Regions from separate parts of the Homo sapiens genome. Here region 2 is linked to region 1. A link is an interaction called in ENCODE POLR2A ChIA-PET data of the cell type or tissue named here. Cell type or tissue: OCI-LY7. All regions are shown on one strand. Links, peaks and the distances in the headings refer to the core of each region. The heading gives the core; the rest is flanking DNA.

The links. ChIA-PET counts read pairs that join two places held together with the same protein. Peaks named below come from ENCODE experiments on the same cell type or tissue, not always from the same donor. Only the 100,000 strongest peaks of a DNase experiment are listed, where the experiment ranks them.
Region 2: POLR2A ChIA-PET joins it to region 1 with 10 read pairs; 2 of 35 experiments call an interaction of 5 or more read pairs at or near these places.

Annotation. Positions count from the first base shown.
Region 1 is chr12:120,883,717-120,888,104 of GRCh38, forward strand. The region is part of intron 1 of SPPL3 (signal peptide peptidase like 3); the gene reads right to left. Among named protein-coding and RNA genes, the nearest start is that of SPPL3, 18 kb to the right of the region's middle. In OCI-LY7, for the core only: no CTCF peak of the experiment used is centred there; DNase peaks (open chromatin) are centred at 2,665 and 2,905; H3K4me3 peaks cover 916 bases; H3K27ac peaks cover 846 bases.
Region 2 is chr12:120,136,641-120,141,028 of GRCh38, forward strand. It overlaps GCN1 (GCN1 activator of EIF2AK4), which reads right to left. Exons shown (of 58, transcript NM_006836.2): 45 at 4,219-4,383; 46 at 2,055-2,216; 47 at 1,683-1,775; 48 at 1,261-1,404; 49 at 905-1,174; 50 at 566-679; 51 at 1-92. Among named protein-coding and RNA genes, the nearest start is that of MIR4498, 17 kb to the right of the region's middle. In OCI-LY7, for the core only: no CTCF peak of the experiment used is centred there; no DNase peak of the experiment used is centred there.

The DNA of each region.
Region 1 (4,388 bases), core at 297-4,296:
GAAAAAAACAAATTATAAAAGACAATATATGTCATCTTTATAAACTTATTTAAAAAAGCAAAACAAAACATGTTGTACAGTAAAACATTAAAATGTAGACGTAAGCCGGGCGTGGTGGCTCATGCCTGTAATACCAACACTTTGGGAGGCCAAGGTGGGTGGATCACCTGAGGTTGGGAGTTCAAGACCAGCCTGATCAACATGGAGAAACCCTGTCTCTATTAAAAATACAAAATTAGCCGGGCGTGGTGGCGCATGCCTCTAATCCCAGCTACTCAGGAGGCTGAGGCAGGCGAATCGCTTGAACCCAGGAGGCGGAGGTTGTGGTGAGCTGAGATCACGCTACTGCACTCCAGCGTGGGCAACAACAGCGAAACTATGTCTCAAAAAAAAAAAAAAAAAAATGCAGATGTAAATCTAGTTTTTTTAAAAAGCAAAGGGATGGTAAACAAAATTCACGACAGTGGTTACACCTAAACGGGGACAGGGGACAGAGGCATGAGGAAGGACAAAGGAGAGTACAAAGGGGGCTTCCAGAACATTGGTAATCCTATAGTTTCTTTAACTGGTGAAGTTCATGAGCGTTCATTATGCTACACATACAAATCATATATTCTTCTGTAGACATTAAATATCACATAAAAATGAAAGCACAGTATAAACCTGTTCCTGCTTTTGTGTAAAAAATGATCTACAGTTCCTATATGTAATGCCCAAAAGGGTAACATGAAATGTTACCATAAATTTTCTAAGTAAGTTAAATATTAGGTAATTAGGATTTTTCTTTTTTTACTTCTATTTGGGATTTCTGGGTTTCAACAACTTGTATAATTTAAAAAAAAAAAAAAACCAACTGTCACAATATATGGATTTTTTTTAAACCTGAAAGATATGCAACAAATTTAATGAAAGATCTCTCTGTGTTGGTAGAATTGTGGGTAGTTTTTCTATTCTTTTTGTGTTTATCTACACTTTTCAATATTTTCACCAATAAAATATGGTATTACAGTTTCATAATTCCTTATCTGACACCCTTATGGCTGGAGATGTTTCAAAATTATGGCTAGAGTTTTTTTGGGTTTTTTTTTTGGGTTTTTTTTTTTTTTTGGCTTTCAGAAAGGTAACAATGGTGTGTGAAGTGGGTGACAAGTCACACCTATTCAATAAATAGATACTAGAAATAACTTCAGTTAAGGTCTTGTTTTGTTACCAAAGAGGTCTAAACCAGATTTTATCCCCTAAAGGAATGGCATTATTTAGTGTAAGTAAGGCTTCCAATTCCGCCCCTACTGGTCCAACTAATTTGGAGCTTAATCACTGCAGACTGCACTCAGTTGGGAACAAACAAAAAAACCCTTATATTAATACTTTGTAATACCAACAAATCAAAGCATTTCAAACTCAACTAAAAGACATTTCTTTCTTAGTAAGGCTAAGGCTTTCAGACACATTTCAAAAATGAAGCTAATGAACAAGTGTCAAAGTATAAAATATTTGGAAATTATCAAAATAATAATGTATACAAAAACTCAACAGAACCACCAAATAAACTGATTAAAAAGATAGTACCACTTACGGTGTTCTTTAATTCCATAATTGTGCACGGGACCTACAACACATAAGTATTTCACATGGCCTTCAAATTCAAACAAATCAGTGAACTCACAAATGGGCCCTGGGTCCATATTATCACAAATGCCAGGGTATAGCATGTAAATTAAGTCATGATCGTTGTTCTCTTGGTCAGAATACCATTTATGGACTCCAACTCAAAAGCATGTGAGTACCACTTAGAATAACTACATGTCCTTAAGGCATCTAATAGTCAGTAATAATGCAATGGTCAAATCCTGTTAAAGTATTTGTATCTAAACATGCAAGTGCCCATAAAAAGTTGTTTTTTTAATCCTCTGTCACTGGAGCACTGATCAGCTATCCCTATCTTCAACCATCCTTGAGGCAATGACCTACAACTATGGTTACTAAGGGATCACAACTCAATTGCCTCCAGGAGCTAGGTAAACAGCATAAATGAGTGAGGTAGAGATTCAGTGTACAGTAAACAGAAAGTGATGGGGACTCAGCCAAATTAGAAAATGTAAGCTGTGAGTAAAGTCATTCAAACATTAAAACTTTTTTTTTTTTTTTTTTTTTTGAGACAGAGTTTTGCTCTTGTTGCCCAGGCTGGAGTGCAATGGCGCGATTTCAGCTCACCGCAACCTCCACCTCCTGGGTTCAAGCAATTCTCCTGCCTCACACTCCTGAGTAGCTGGGATTACAGGCATGTGCCACCATGCCCAGCTAATTTTGTATTTTTAACCTGTCCATGTTGGTCAGGCTGGTCTCGAACTCATGACCTCAGGTGATCTGCCTGTCTCAGCCTCCCCAAGTGCTGGGATTACAGGCGTGAGCCACCACGCCCGGCCAAAAAAAAAAAAAATTTTTTTTTCCAAATTCAGTCCTTCTAGTAATCAACTGACTGACTAGGAGACACAATCTATACAACAGCCCACTCTGAAATCTCCTTGTCTCTAAATTGTCTTAATTACATCTGCTGGCATTTGACACCCAGTCTCTAACACTATAAACTTCTGATGAAAAAGGATGTGGTTTATTCTATTTTAGTTACTATAGCAGAGCCCCAAAAGGCATAAAGTCATTCATTAAACACAGAGATCAAATTCACAACCTTACTCTGTCTAACCAAGTGAGCTGTGTGGTTAGGCAGTACAAGTGGTATATAACTGATACACAACAGGCCAAAGCAGACCTTGAACACCTATAACCATCAGAACAAGGACCAAACGATAACAGTTCCAACAGATTTACTTGCTGAGAACTATAGAATCTGGTACATCTCTAATGAGGAGGGAGGCAATTTTCTTCCTCCTGTGAATTTAACTGCTCGCAACCAAAAATCTGAGCTATGAGGAGCTTCCTCTCTGAAACCCTCTAAACACCCTCTTCCCCACTGAAAGAAAACCCGGCAGTAACAATATAAAACTAAAGAACTAGAAATACAGACTGATCACACACTCATCTGTTTTTCCTAAAGACACACAGATCATACATGTGAGCAAAAATCTAGATCATAAGTATTTACCACCTCTGGAACCGCACTGTTCAATATGGGAGCTGCTAGCCACATGTAGCTACTGAGCACTTGAAATGTGGCTAGTCTGAATTGAGAAGATCTTGTACTAAAAAAAGTTAAAATGTCTCATTAATTTGTATATTGATTACATACCATCAGTGATATAATAATTTTTTTTTTTTTGAGACAGAATTACCCTGTCACCCAGGCTGGAATGCAGTGGCACGATCTCGGCTCACTGCAACCTCTGCCTCCCAGGTTCAAGCAATTCTTGTGCCTCAGCCTCCCACCATCACGCCCGGCTAATTTTTGTATTTTTAGTAGAGATGGGGTTTCACCATACTGGCCAGGCTGGTCTCGAACTCCTGACCTCATGATCCACCCATCTCGGCCTCTCAAAGTGCTGGGATTACAGGCGTGAAATAAGTATTTTTATGTAAATTAGTATCACCTTTTTAAAAAAACTTTTTAATGTGGCTACCAGAAAACTTTACATTACATATATACCATATATTATACTTCTATTGGGCAGTGCAGCTCTAGAAAAGGTAGTATTTTACAACTAACTCCTCCAGTGATTATCCTCCTGGCAAAGAACTGACACATCAAGGCACCCCTCACCGCCACTTCCACCCACCAAACCTTCAGTCATGAAACCACTCCTAGTCCCAAGCTTACTGATGATGCAGCAGGTTGCCAGAGTAATTCGGTTAATCACTTAACCAAAGGGAAGAAACTAGTTTAACAATTATCTGAGGCTAATTTCTTTCTAAATTATTCCAGCACGCAAAAGAAATAAGAAGTAGCCTGAAGAAAAATCTGTGAACCAAAGGTGTACTAAATTTTTGTTCTTGACACAAGATTTTTAGTTGACTAAAACAGAGGTTCAACTTTGGTAGTACACTTCTAAAAACAATCAGACCTAACATTTTAAACTACTGCTTTTTTCCTCTACAAACCCTTAATTAAATATAAACACTACACAAATAAAACCACAATGAGATATGACTTTACACTCACTAGGATAGCTATAATTTAAAAGACAATAACAAGTGTTGGTGAAGACGTGGAGAAATTAGAATCTCACACATTGCTGGTGGTAATGTAAAATGGTGCAGCCGTTTTGGAAAGCTGTTTGGCAGTTTATCAAAATGTTAAAAACAGAAACTATGAGCCAGCAACTTTACTCCAAAGTATTCACCCAAGAGAAATAAAAACATACATCTGCACAAAAACTTGTATACAAATGTTCATCGCATAACTATTACTATTTTTGGTTTTTTTAGACAGAGTC
Region 2 (4,388 bases), core at 225-4,224, 750 kb before region 1:
ACCAAGCCTAAGGCTTTGGCTGCCTCCTCCTTCTGCTCAGGGCTGCCAGTCAGGACTCCTTCCCGCAACACTGGAAGGATGGAGGTCACTCCCTGACAAGAGAACCACAACTGAGAGTCAAATCTCAAACACCCTGGGCCCTGGTGTCTCCCATGCAAGCAAAGTGGTCCTGACAGCTGTCCTCCCCTCAACTCCATGGGAGATATTGATTTGGGCTGAATCTCAGGATCACAGCCTGAGAGGGCTGGCTATGGAACGGTCTTGGCAGAGAAAAGACGACAAGGGCCCCAACAGGCCTATCACACAGAGAGAACATGCACTGCTGTTACCCTGTGGCCCACTCACTCTGGCCAAGGTGACCTGCAGAGCTTAAACCAAAGGCAGCATGAACCCTGTCCCCATCTGACTGCCATGGAAGAAAACATGCTGTCTGCGAAGGTGCTGAACACCAACCACCACGGCTACTGCTCCAGCAGCCCCTACCGCAGACCTGGGACAGGGGTAAGGGCCAGAAGGGCACAACAGACTGCACGCCCACAGCCCCCTGCACGAGGCCCTGGCTTACCTTCTTCGGGAGGCAGAATCCTGGCACATGCTCGCCTTTGCTCTCGTTCCCTATGAGCCGGATTTCCTTGTGCAGCTCTTCAATGAGTGCCAACTGGTTGCCAGCATCCAGCTTCTGCAGGAATCCAGGAAAAAGCGAGAGGATGTACAGCCCTCTCAAGACTGCTTCCAAAGAATATATGGGGAAAGCGTGGGCGGGAGTATAAACAAGACTTGCCACGAGTGGGTAAACGCCGAAGCTGAGTGACAGGTACGTGGGGGATTCTTATAAGTCTATTCCTGTAAATGTCTGGAATTTTCTAAAAGCAAAAGTTGGCTGTGGGGTCAGCAGTCCCCTCACCTTAGTGATGGCATTTAGGGCATCCCAGCTCTCCTCCAGAACCACAGGGCTGGAGTCATTGAAGAGGCGGATCAGGCCCGAGACCAGGCTCCGCAGGTGGCTGGTGTAGTCAGCCTTTGAGCGGGAACAGTAGATGTTGAGGATGATGGCAGCAGCTTGCCTCATGCCCACCTCAGGGCTGCGGGTGGCCTCCAGCAGATCCTCGATGATGATCCGGTGCCCTGTGTCATCCTCTACGGAGAGGATCACAGCCTGACAATTGGCCATCTCCTGCAAACCACAAGGGACATGTGTGCTGAGCAGGGATCCTCCGGGCAGACGGGACATGAGAAAGCAGGAGCAGGCTCGCCCCTTACCAGCTGCTCATCTGGGGTCCCAAGCTTTTCCTTCAGGGCCAGCATGACCGCTGGGAGGATCACGCCAAGATGACGGGTGAGGGCATCACCAGCCACTGACGAAAGGAAAGCCAGCACCCGGGTGTTGACAGGTGGCGTTGTCAGCTGGTGGAATGACAAACATTAACTCAGTGAATACTGTGCCAGGTGCTGCGCTAGGCTCTGGGAACAGACGGGTGGGCAAGAGAGCCCAAGCCCACTGCTCAGAGCCAAGCATCTACTCCAGCATATCTTGGAAGACAACAGGGGAAGGATGTAATGCTTGCACTGCACCCTCCTCCCCCAGCCCTCCAACATCTACGTTCAGAACTGGTCTTCACTGCAGGCCCTGGAAATGTCAATGCCCTGGAGCCAGAGGGTGTTGACCACATGTTGGGATTTACCTTGGGCACAAGGTAGGGCAGCACCACACGACTCTTAATAGCCATGACTTGCTTCAGACCATCCAAGGCAAACTCTGACACCTCCTCGTCATCCTGCAGAGGGTGTTGGGGACAACCCTGAGGAATCTGCATCTCTGCTGTCTCAACCAGCCACCGCCAACTTCCTTCTCCACTTGTTTCCCTCCCTCCTGTTGCACCCACATTTCCTCACTGCCGAAGGCGAAGCACAAAGCCAAGTCTGATCTTGCTATACCCACTCCCTCTGGAGGGCCCACATTGCGACTGCCTTGGCAGAATAATCGCCCTGTATTTTCCATCTACAAAGACGGCAAAAGCCAAACTGGTAGGTAGGTGTGTGGTAGATCCACTCACCAGCTGCTTTAGTAAAAATGGGAGAATGTCCTCCAGAGCCTGGTGGCCGATGGTGGAATGCAGCTGCTCGAAAGTCTTGGCTGCCGCCTCTCTGACCTCCTCCAGTGGGTCACACAAAGCCTTCCTTGCCGTGGGCACGAGGGATTCAGAGAAATACAGCACCTGCAATGGCAAGCTACAACTGTACCAGATGCAGGAAAGGCAAAGAAGGAGCAGAAGCAGACAAGAAGCACAGGCAGGGGACTCTGACCCAGCTAGGCCACCCTAACTCTCTTTGCCTGACTTGTCTTTTAACTTAACTCTTTACTGTGAAATAAAAAAAAGGAGAGAAGGGGCCGGGCACGGTGGCTCACACCTGTAATCCCAGCACTTTGGGAGGCCAAGGTGGGCGGATGACTTGAGGCCAGGAGTTCGAGACCAGCCTGGTCAACATGGCAAAACCCTATCTCTACTAAAAATACAAAAATTAGCTGGGTGTGGTGGTGCACACCTGTAATCCCAGCTACACAGGAGGCTGAGGCACAAGAATCGCTTGAACCCAGGAAGCAGAGGCTGTAGCCAAAAGAGATGGTGCCCCTGTACTCCTGCCTGGGCAGCAGAGTGAGATTGTCTTAAACTAAAAATTTTAAAAAAATTAAAAAGTAGAGAGGGGCCGCGCACAGTGGCTCACGCCTGTAATCCCAACACTTTGGGAGGTGGAGGCAAGAGAATCACTTGAGGCCAGGAGTTTGAGACCAGCCTGGGCAACATAGTGAGACCTCACCTCTACTAAAAATGCAAAAATTAGCTACGTGTGGTGGTGCACACCTATAGTCCCCAGCTACTCAGGAGGCCATAGCGAGAGGATCACTTGAGCCCAGAAGGTCAAGGTTACAATGAGCTATGATCGCACCACTGCACTCCAGCCTGGGTGACAGAGTAAGACCCCGTCTCAATAAAAAAAAAAAGCAGAGAGGATGTGATGCACCCCCATGTATCCTTCACTGAGACTTAATAATCAACAGCTTGAATCTTTTAGGTGAATTCTCAATATACCTCCCATCTTCTCTAAGAACTGCAAACTCCTTCCCATGGCATCTGGCCCCCTCTCTCCCTGGACTCTTTCTTTTGCTTATTCTCTTGGAAAACTCCAAGTCCTTCTTCAAGTCTCAATCCAGACTTTGTGCTCTATGAAGTCTTTGGGTCTACAATGGAGCCAATAATGGCTCTGCTCCCTCAGTAACGATCCCAGCACAGCAAAGCCCACTCTGCATTCTAATGACTGGTTGGCATGTGGGCCTTGCCATTGGACTGTGGGGACTTTGCAGACAAGAACTCAGCCTCTGTGGAACTCTACCTCTCCAATGAATCACAACTCTTTCTGATGACAGAATTTCTTTTGATTCCTTGCCAAATGTAAATTTTAAAAACCAAACGTAAGACAAACATCAATATAGGAGAAGAGGGATCTGGTATCCTAGGAATTCAGACAAGGATGCCCAAGCCAAGCAACTGGCCACTTGCTTACATTTCTAGCGGGCCATCCACTTAATTGCTTTGGCGTTTTCATCCAAACACGAAGGCAGTGCCTAAAAGCACTCCTAACCTACTCCCCAGGGTGGTCTCCAGGATCATTTAACTCAGGAACCAAGTAAGAGTAATGGACTTCACACCCCTTGAACGTTGCTGCTATGGAAACAGTATTGTTGCCAGACGCAATATGCTTCCTCCCACCTGGCACCACAACTCTTACCTGCTCCCCTCCTGCTAAGGGTGAGTGCACACCCCCTCCCGCACCCTCCTGCCCTACCCACTCACACAGCTGTCCATCCCCTTTCCCAGAAGGAGGTGCACACATTTTAACTGGACTTATATAGCATCACAAAAGAGACTGATCCTGAGCAACCTCCACAGTTGTAAGAGAGCGATCATCTCCAGTTTCCAAAGGCCACTCAAGGAGGCATCCAAATCACTTAGCTCTTAGCCTGCAAAACTGACAGGAAAGCTGAGAAGACGGAGCCTCAAGTCCATGTGGCCCAGCCAGCACCTCCCCAGAGTGAGACTGGCTCATCCCTGAGGGCAGCACAAACCCCCTAGAGGTGAACCTCCTTCAGTAGCCCTCCCCCGCCCTCTGAGTCAGGTCGTCTGCAGTGCACAGCTGGCGGGATCCTTGGAAGATACTCACGGCATCCCGGCTGGTGGACTTCATGATCTCACTTAGGCCAATGCACACACCCTGCCTCTCATCGCTCTTCTGAGACCTCAGGCCTTCCTCAAGGATGGGGATGATCTCGGGGAGGATTTTCTCCCCTAACTTCCGCACAAGATCTCCCAATGTTCTCGCTGCAATCTGTC